Linked DNA regions of Homo sapiens: region 1 is linked to region 2. A link is a contact called in ENCODE POLR2A ChIA-PET data. All regions are on one chromosome and are shown on one strand. The core of a region is the stretch at or near the end of the contact, and the rest is flanking DNA. Distances in the headings are between cores, read along the strand shown. Region 1 overlaps LOC101928093 (a long non-coding RNA gene). Region 2 overlaps KCNIP1 (potassium voltage-gated channel interacting protein 1).

Region 1 (4,636 bases), core at 1-2,500, 2.2 Mb before region 2:
ATTGTGGAGGACATTCACGCTGGCATTTCTGCATATAGACATGGCATTTTTGGTAGTTGCCTCCTTCATGTCACCTGCTGCTCTGATTTCATAGTTTTGTTGAGATAAGCAATTAAACCTGACTTGTTCTAGGATAATATTCTGAATTTGTACTCCTTTGCCAAGCAGGCAAAAAACAGAAGAGATGTAATTGCTACCAATCCATAATCCAGTCTATAATGTTGCGTTAAGAAACAGCGAAGCTCTTGGATTACTGGCCCCTTAGCGCCCCACCCCACTCTTTGTTTCTGGACAAAGTGCTATGGGAAGCAGAAAAGGAAATATCCCATTCGCCTTATCCATGAGCACCCTGTGCTATGGTTCTGGTCCTGTCCTGTTGTTCAAGGTCTTTACGCAGAATCAGTGTCCTTGACTTTGCCCCTGTGGCTCACTGTCTGCCACTTGACTCCCAGGGTCTGAAAGATCCCTGTGTTCTAAGTTCTAAGAACTTACCCTGGGCTGGCAAGCTCATTTCCTCAGCTGGGTTTCCGATTACAAGTATGTTCATGCCTATCAAAACAAATCGTACCCAGTGTTTTTATCAAAGCCTAGAAATTTACTATTGTAAATATCTCTCTCCGTGGAAATGTACCAGCGACATCGAGTCTGTGACAGATGCCATGGCTGACTTCCCCGTGGGCTAGGGCCTTCGCTTTCTGCTTGGCAGGCACTGGCTGAACCAAAATTAATCTCCAGTGTGATCCACGCAGTGGAAAAATACAGCGGCTGCCTAAGGGAGCCGCCAGTGAAAACAAGTCACTCACTTCTCCCGGCTCAAGCCACTCTGCCTCATGCCAGCCCTGAGAGCCAGGAATGATGACCCCTGATCCCCATGTACCGGAGTCACTGTGTTCAGACCCTCCAGAAAAATCTCATATTTGGCCTCAGACTGCTTTCCTTGGGAAAAAATTAATACCTCGTGATGAAAGATACTTAAAGTCTATTAATGTGTTTCCCAGGAAGAGATTGAAATAAGACTTTTAATACTGATAATGTGGCAATGATGGTTGCCAGTTTTAGAGTGAGCACTGTGTGCCAGGTACTGCTAAGGTTAAGTAACCTTTGACAGCAATACCCATTTTACAGAGGACAAAACTGAGGCTCACTTGTGAGAAAGACATGGGCTGATGAATGTAAAGTGCCTGGCACACAGTGGGCCGTGGAGAAATGTTTCCATCCCCTTGTCTCTGTCCTAATGGCTTCTGGCAGTTCTTCTGGCTCAGTTTTCCCACCCCGTAAAATGACCAATTTGCACTGGATCTGAGTACTGTTCTTCCCATCTCTCTAATTCTGGGATGTAGAAAATGCATCAATGCATACATTATGCTTTTCTGTGGTTTCCAGGCACCCATTATTTCATTATAATACCTCTAACACTCCCCCTCCCCCACCTCCACCGCATCCTCTCCTTGGAATTTTGCAAATCGTAGCTAATTTGCTTTGGACTTGCAGCCTCTGGCGTCCCTTTCCCTCCCTCCCCTGGCCCGTCAGAGGATGACATCATTGTGTGTACACCTTTAAGATTATATAAATCTGTGATCCTACAGTGGCCTCCATCCCCATGGTAACGCGGAGGAGTTTCCCTTTTGTGAGGAAAGCTGTCATGTCACTTCCTGCTGCTGACAAATCAGTTTAGGAGATTAAAATAAAGGGGGGCGGGGTGCCTCTGAGAAGTGCTGGCTGCCGTGGTTTCTGGTTGCCATACACAGAGGCAAACAATGCCGCTGCGGCCCCTCCCCGCGCCCGCCGGGTGGATCCAGGTCAACCCGGGCTGTTTTTCTCTGCAGGTTGCTTTCTGGAGAGCAGGTGGGAGGGCTGCTCACCTCGTTTCCAGAGCTCTGCGGGGTGAGCCTGTTTGAGAACAGCCTGTAGGTGCAGACCAGCAGCCCTGCTCCCCTCTGCCCACCGAGGAGGTGTCTTCCACCCCGTGGAGAACAAAGGGTGTGCTCTCTGCTAGCGCCACAGTGGACAAAACTGCTCTGCCAAGGAAGATAAGCTCATAGCCACCTTTTCCTTGAATGTGGCTTTTAAAGCTAGGCAGGAGGCCCACGCATTCATTCACTCATTCGTTCATTCATTCATTCATTCATGTGTTCAACAAATATTGATAAGTATAGTCTCAGGGGATACTTTGGTGCAAGACAAAATTCCTACTTATAAGTAGCTAAAATTACTTTTGCTATTTTCGCTAAACAGCAAAAGTAATTTTACTTTGTCACTTGCCGTCTCATGGCACTATATATGGGTGGGTTATAGAAATAAGATAATCACAAAATAAGATAAGGATGAAGGCTATGAAGGCAGGATAAACTAAGACCTGAATGATATAACCCAGTTGCCCATTTGAGAGGTGAACTGGAAAGAGGGCTCCAAGGCCAGGAGAGCAGCAAAGACCTGATGTTTGAGAGGTATGTTTGTGGACCAGTGGATACAGCGTGTGAATTGGAGTTGGCTAGACCTGCGTTCAAGTCCTGACTCTGCCACCTGTTAGTGGTGTGTAAGCTATCAAACTCTTTTTTTTTTTTTTTTTTGAGATGGACGCTTGCTCTGCCGCTAGGCTGGAGTGCAGTGGCGCAATCTCAGCTCACTGCAACCTCCGACTCCCTGGTTCAAGCGATTCTCCTGACTCAGCCTCCTGAGTAGCTGGGATTACAGGCACGCACCACCACGCCCAGCTAATTTTTGTATTTTTAGTAGAGACAGGGTTTCACCAGGTTGGCCAGGATGGTCTCGATCTCCTGACCTTGTGATCCACCCGCCTGGGCCTCCTAAAGTACTAGGATTACAGGCATGAGCCACGGCGCCCGGCCTGCTATCAAACTCTTTAACCTCTGTTTTCCCAATCTGTAATACGGCCCAGTAATATTCTCTTGTGACTCAGCTGCTCCCTATTCTGTCCCTCAAGCATGAGCGCCCCTCCGGAGTGGCTCTGGAGCGCTCCGGAGGGGCGCTCGTGCTTGAGCGCCCACAAAAGTGGGCTGCCTCACCAAAGTGACACCCTGGGCGCGCATCAGACAACGCTTTACTCTAGGCCATCAGAGCTTTGGAGCAGTGGCCTCTGTTCTAAGCCCATCTAGCCCTGCTCCACTAACCTGGGGCAAGCTGCTTCCCCTTTCGGGGCCTCGTACCCTCATGTGTAAGAAGAACCTGCGGTGAACCTCATCTATTCTCCTCTCCCACCCATCTGCCAGTGCTAAGTCCCTTCCATACCCAAACTTGGGAGGGTCCTGGAATCCCCAGGGTTCCTGAAGGCTGGTTCAGGGAGACAAAGTGGGAAGGAAATAGACACTTTCTGGGAAGAGGCAGTGAGGGATCCTGGACCTTCAGAAGGTCGGTTGGTGTTATGGAGATGTGACTGGTTCTTGCAGGGATGGGTTCCCCTACAAGGGCCGGGGGGGGACTGCATACTTCTGACCCCTGGGCCCTCCTTCCCTCCCAGCCTGCACAGCCCTCTGCAGTGGAGCACACTGCAAAGATGGGATTTAAAAGTTTCACCAAGATTGACACCAATCATTCACTCATCCAATAAACATATTTTAAGTACCCATGGTTTGTAAAACACTCAGTAGATGTGAAAATCATACCACCAAAGGAAATTTTGAGATTCTGTTCCAAATACCTGGGACAAAACTGATAGGTCCAACTAGTTAGTGTCTGTATGACTTTGAGTGGATTATTTCTCCTCTCAAACCCTCAGTTTTGACATCTCTAAAAAGGGAGTTGGACCCTCGTGTGGGGTGGGGCGGAGGAGTGGCGAGCACCCCCCCCCCGCTCTGCTGGCCTCTGCGCGCAAAGCAGCCTCTCCTTCCGCCGGGGCCGCCGGGCCTCATGGAAGCCCCGGAGGGCGGCGGAGGGGGGCCTGCAGCGCGGGGCCCCGAGGGGCAACCGGCGCCCGAAGCCAGGGTGCACTTCCGAGTGGCGAGGTTCATCATGGAGGCAGGTGTCAAGCTAGGGATGAGGTCCATTCCCATTGCCACTGCTTGCACCATTTACCATAAGTTCTTTTGCAATACCAACCTGGACGCTTATGACCCTTACCTGATTGCCGTGTCTTCCATTTACTTGGCCGGCAAAGCGGAAAAGCAGCACCTGCGGACTCATGACATCATCAATGTGTCCAACAGGTACTTTAACCCGAGCGGTGAGCCCCTGGAATTGGAATCCCGCTTCTGGGAGCTCCGGGACAGCATTGTGCAGTGTGAGCTTCTCATGCTGAGAGTTCTGCGCTTCCAGGTCTCCTTCCAGCTTCCACACAAGTACCTGCTCCACTACCTGGTTTCCCTCAAAAACTCTGAACCGCCACAGCTGGCAGCGGACCCCGGTTGCCGTCACTGCCTGGGCCCTGTTGCGGGACAGCTACCACGGGGGTCTGTGCCTCCGTTTCCAGGCCCAGCACATCGCGGTGGCGGTGCTCTACCTGGCCCTGCAGGTCTACGGAGTTGAGGTGCCCGCCGAGGTTAAGGCTGAGAAGCCGTGGTGGCAGGTGTTTGGTGAAGACCTTACCAAGCCAATCATTGATAATATTGTGTCTGATCTCATTCAGATTTATACCATGGACACAGAGATCCCCTAAGGTCCTGGCCCAGGCCTGTCCAAA
Region 2 (4,606 bases), core at 614-3,113:
GGTCCGAAACTGATGAGTGCCAGATTGAGTATCTAAGGAGGATGCTGAAGAGGAGAGCATGGAACCCCACCTCTTTCACATTACAGAAGGAAACTTGGGCCAGAGAGAGGTGGGCTCTCATGGTGAGCACACAGACGTGAACGCAGAGATGCCGCCATCCTTACCCAGCCCCTGCAAGGCCTTCCTTCCAACCTGACTCTGAACAAGAAATTATTTCAAAATGAGAAGCATGCTCCAGACTGAAGGCCTGTGTCCTGGCCACTGTCCTATCTGTCGAGACAGTCATTATCCACCTTAACTACGATGATGTGAAGCTCCACGGAGATGGGATGCCTTTTCCCTTTGATCCCTGATGAATCCCAAGGCCCACCTCAGTGTGCCTGGCCCAGGGTAGGTGCTCAGAAAACATTGTTGACTAAATAAATAAATGAAGAAAACAGTTATGAGTACCAGGCCCTTCTACATTTATGATCATCTTACCAATTCTCAAAACTACCCTATGGAATAAAAACTGTTATTCTCAATTTTTGGGGAGGCTCAGAGAAGTGAGTGATTTGAGCCTATAAGGGTTCCATCATCAGCCATTGGAAAAGCCAGGATTTGAATCCAAATGTGCAGATTCCCACTACTCCATATTTAAAGCCCTATCAAGTAGACATGACATTTCTCAAAAGGCTGCCCCCTGTGAAAGTGGTCTTGTTCCCAAACATCTCAGTCCTGCCTCTTCCAAGGCTGATGCAACTCTCGCCTTTCTGGAGGAAAAATAATAGTAAAACAACAACAAACCCAGCTACTGTTTATTATAGGAAGCACTCACTATGTGCCAGATGCGTGCCAGGACATTACTTGTACCAACTCAATTAATCCTTACAACAACCTTATTATGTAAGTACTATTAGTATTAGTGCTTTATGTGTCAAACGCCATTTGACACATAAAGAAACTGAGGCAATTTAAGTAGTTCCAGGTCCCAGTGTATGAGTGGTGAGGTCTGAATGCAAGGACAGCAGCTGGGCTTAGAGCCTGTAATCCTCTGTTACCATGGCAAGTGGAGGGTACCAGGTGCCAGGGAGTCTTCCTTGCCCTTTGCCAGCTTTAACCTGGTGGAAAAGCCCAGGCTGCTGGGATTCTCCCTGCAAGGAACTAGCAAGATCGGGATTGTGACGGTGATGAGCCTTTTCCTAGGACAGACAATTAATCAGGAGTATTAATGAAAATGCCAGCTCCATGATTGCAGAAACTTAAGTATTTTATTGGGAACTGAACTCAGGCCATTAAAATGTTATCACAGGCTTGTCAGTCTGCGTTCCGTGTGCTTCTGCGAAGGAGCCACGGTCTTAATGAAACTGTTTGGTGCTTTTGGAGCTGACGGTTCCTGAGTGTGCTCTGCCAGGAAAGGTGATTCACCACAGTAGCTACGTGCCCAGGCTGTGGGAAAGTGGCTTTCATGTTCTGTTTTTTCCTTTTTTTGTTTTTTGATTTTTGAGATGGAATCCCACTCTGTCGCCCAGGCTGGAGTGCAGTGGCGCGATCTTGGCGCACTGCAAACTCCACCTCCCGGGTTCAAGTGATTCTCCTGCCTCAGCCTCCCGAGTAGCTGGGATTACAGGCGCCTACCACCACGCCCAGCTATTTTTTGTATTTTTAGTAAAGATGGGGTTTCGCCATTTGGCCAGGTTGGCCTTGAACTCCTGACCTCAGGTGATTCACCCGCCTTGGCCTCCCAAAGTGCTGAGACAACAGGAGTGAGTCACTGCACCCGGCCCATGTTCTGTTTTGCTTTAACCATCTGTGAAGCTCCTACCTTACAGCACGCACTGAGAGGGGGTGTAAACAACAGAGAAACAGGCCTTGCCCTCAAGGAGGAATCAAATACATAAAGATGGTAATGTGGATGTGCAGGAATGCAGTGATGTTAGAAAGCTCAACTCCAGCTGAAGGTGGATGGGAGGCTTCTGGGAAGAGACAAAACAATGCAAAGAGCATTTGTTTCCTGGTGAGTTGCTTCTCTCCCTCCAAATCTGATAGGGCTGATTGCAGAAAATGGTTATCTGAAGGTTTAGTGTACAACAGGCATTCTCAACGGGGGAGAGAATTGGTTCTTGTGGGAATGCACGTGTGAAAAAATCCCCTTTTTACGTTTAAAAAACAGATTTTGCATAAAGTATGTAAACAGAGAATATATTTCTGGTATTAAAATTTCATGGTTGGTTGGGGTGATTAAGAACAAAAAGTCTCAAAAGGCAATGATGAAAATGAAGTTGAGATCACTGGCAAGCTGCCAACACTTAGAAGATGGCACCACTGGAATGCATGTGTCCTCCTGGCCATCTGGCAGATAAGAAACTGCATGAATTATAGCCCCTAGTGAGGAGGGGGCCCTGAAGCCTCAGACAGCTTCCACTGCCTGCCGAATGGGCTGACTGTGTTTACAGCATTCCTTTTCTCCCAACCCGGACCAGTAGCATCCTGTCAATGGCCCCATCTGCAGGGAATCAGGCTTTCCTCCTGGCTGCGGCAATATTTAGGAAGATGATTAGGGCAATTCCCAGGACAGGCAGTCCTTCCTCGCCAGCTGTTCCCATCTGCTTTGTGACACAGCCAGATGAACCATGCCTCCCCGAGGGACACATCCTCAACAATTGTGTTTCCAGGGACTTGTTGGTGGCTATGCAGGAATTGAACACTTCACTTCATCACCTCCCCAGTAGACACCGGAGCTGGGGCCATCTCTTGTTGAACTTATTCTGTTCAGGCTGGAAGCCACTGATGCATTCATGCTTGTTCCCTCTCCAGGGCCACAAAGAGCCAGCCACACAGACACCAAGTGGCCCCTGTGAAGGATTCACATGACACAACAATACCCATGTTTGGGCCTTGAGTTCCCTTTTTAAGAAGCTCTTTGTCATCCTTCGTGGTCTAATATGACCTTTTTTTCTGACACTTCTTTATAAATTTAGTTATTTATTTTATTAGTAAGAACAGGCTAGGATCTGTGACAGTAACAACCCCCAAATCTCAATGACTTAAAATACAAAGGTACATTTCCAGCTCCCGGCCCTCCCCGCCTCCTTTTCTTCCCTTCTCTTCTTCCTCCTTTCCCTGTGGTCTCCCCAACTATTTCTCTCCCTCCCATCTCCTTCAGGTTCAAATCTTGGCTCTCTCACTTATTAGCTGTGTAGTTTTGGACATATCACTTTATTATTTTCATGCCTCTGTTGCTTAATCTTTCAAGTAGGGGGCATTAATAGTACCTATTAATGGAGTTTTGGGAAGCTAAATAAATTAGTGCATATAAAGTCCTCAAATCACACTTGACATAAAATAAGCACTCAATTAATGTTTTGTCTAATTATTAGCTATTTTACTCTGTCTCCAGGGAAGGGATGTGACAATGAATTAAATAGGCTTTCCCCTCACAGGCTCAATGGATGGAGCGATGGACACACACAGGTAGTGGCAGGGATCCATGCAAAACCGGTGGGAGGCGAGATGAGGAATCCAGCAAGAGGCAGAGAAGGCCAAACATGGAGAGAGATTTAAGCTGGAATTTCAGGGAAACACAGGCATATGCCAGGTGGAGACAGGGTGGAAGGGCATTGGGAACAAAGGGATCAGCTTCTGGGGATGTCTTCAACAGAGGAGAGGCACGTTCAGGTGTGAGTTCTAGAAAAATGTGCTATGCTGGGTGTGTGTATGTGAAGAGCGGATGGGACCAGGACTTAGCCCTGGGGCGCAGAGGAACCTTCAGGAGGCTATTGCCACAATCCAGGGAGAGAGGAGAGACCTGGGGGAAGGAACCAGCGGGCCCTATAGATTGACTGGGTCTTGGGAGGGGGTGAGGAGTCCACTAGAGGTTTCTAGCCTGCCCCACTTGGGGGAAGGGCAGGACACACGGCCATTATCTGAAAGAAGATACAGCATGGGTCAAATTGAGTTCTCTGAATTACAGCCGGCCACATTTGCTAAAAGCCCAGCCTCACATTGTCAGGCTGGAGCAGGGCGATCCGTCTGTTCTCCTCCTGCCACCATGACAACGGGACTCCACTCCATTAAACCAATTTACTCCATCTTCCTAGACTCAGGAAAATGGGAGCGAGCTCTGGGGAGGCCTTCTGATTCCTGACCTCTGGCTCACCCTGGGAAGCACTGCCTCTTCAGCCTGCGGGCAGAAGACTGGCTGGCTGTCACTCTCCCAAGCTGTTGATGAGGTTTCAGCCATAGGCTCTGGATCCTCCTCTCTAGTCATCCCCATTAGTCTCCGAAAGGGAGCCGCCAGGAGAGCAAGTGCCTCTTACTGGTGATGGCTTAGTTACGCTAATTGCACTTAATTTCTCTGTGCTGTGCCCAGCAGGGGCCTGCTGAGAGCTTGCTAGGCATTTTGCACAGCTGGCTGGCCCTGGAAACCAAGGCATGTGGCTAGGGAGGAAATTTGGAAAAGGGAAGGGATGGGAGAGTGGCCTAGAGTGGGACCCACTCCATGTGGGGTGTTTTCTGGCCCCTCGTGCGTGCAAGCCTTCAATGTTGTCATTGGGTGTCTGTCTGTCTGGTTTCCCCGTGGGCCATGAGCTCGCTGGTTGCAGAGAATCTCTTGTGGACATGATGT

The links. ChIA-PET counts read pairs that join two places held with the same protein, here RNA polymerase II (POLR2A).
Region 1: POLR2A ChIA-PET joins it to region 2 with 25 read pairs in A673. The contact joins two enhancer-like sites. POLR2A ChIA-PET finds 5 or more read pairs at or near these places in 2 of 52 experiments (A673 and activated T-cell).

The regions. Positions count from the first base shown.
Region 1 is chr5:172,762,490-172,767,125 of GRCh38, reverse strand. LOC101928093 (a long non-coding RNA gene) reads right to left here. Exons shown (of 4, transcript NR_161233.1): 4 at 4,564-4,636. It also overlaps the pseudogene LOC401218. Among named protein-coding and RNA genes, the nearest start is that of DUSP1, 6.4 kb to the left of the region's middle. RefSeq lists an enhancer at 1,493-1,712. Within about 2 kb of position 1,250, at least 36 of the 41 ENCODE cell types and tissues checked have a DNase peak (open chromatin) inside an H3K27ac peak, as active enhancers do.
Region 2 is chr5:170,612,093-170,616,698 of GRCh38, reverse strand. The region is part of intron 1 of KCNIP1 (potassium voltage-gated channel interacting protein 1); the gene reads right to left. Among named protein-coding and RNA genes, the nearest start is that of KCNIP1-AS1, 67 kb to the left of the region's middle. RefSeq lists an enhancer at 4,202-4,606. Within about 2 kb of position 1,863, at least 3 of the 41 ENCODE cell types and tissues checked have a DNase peak (open chromatin) inside an H3K27ac peak, as active enhancers do.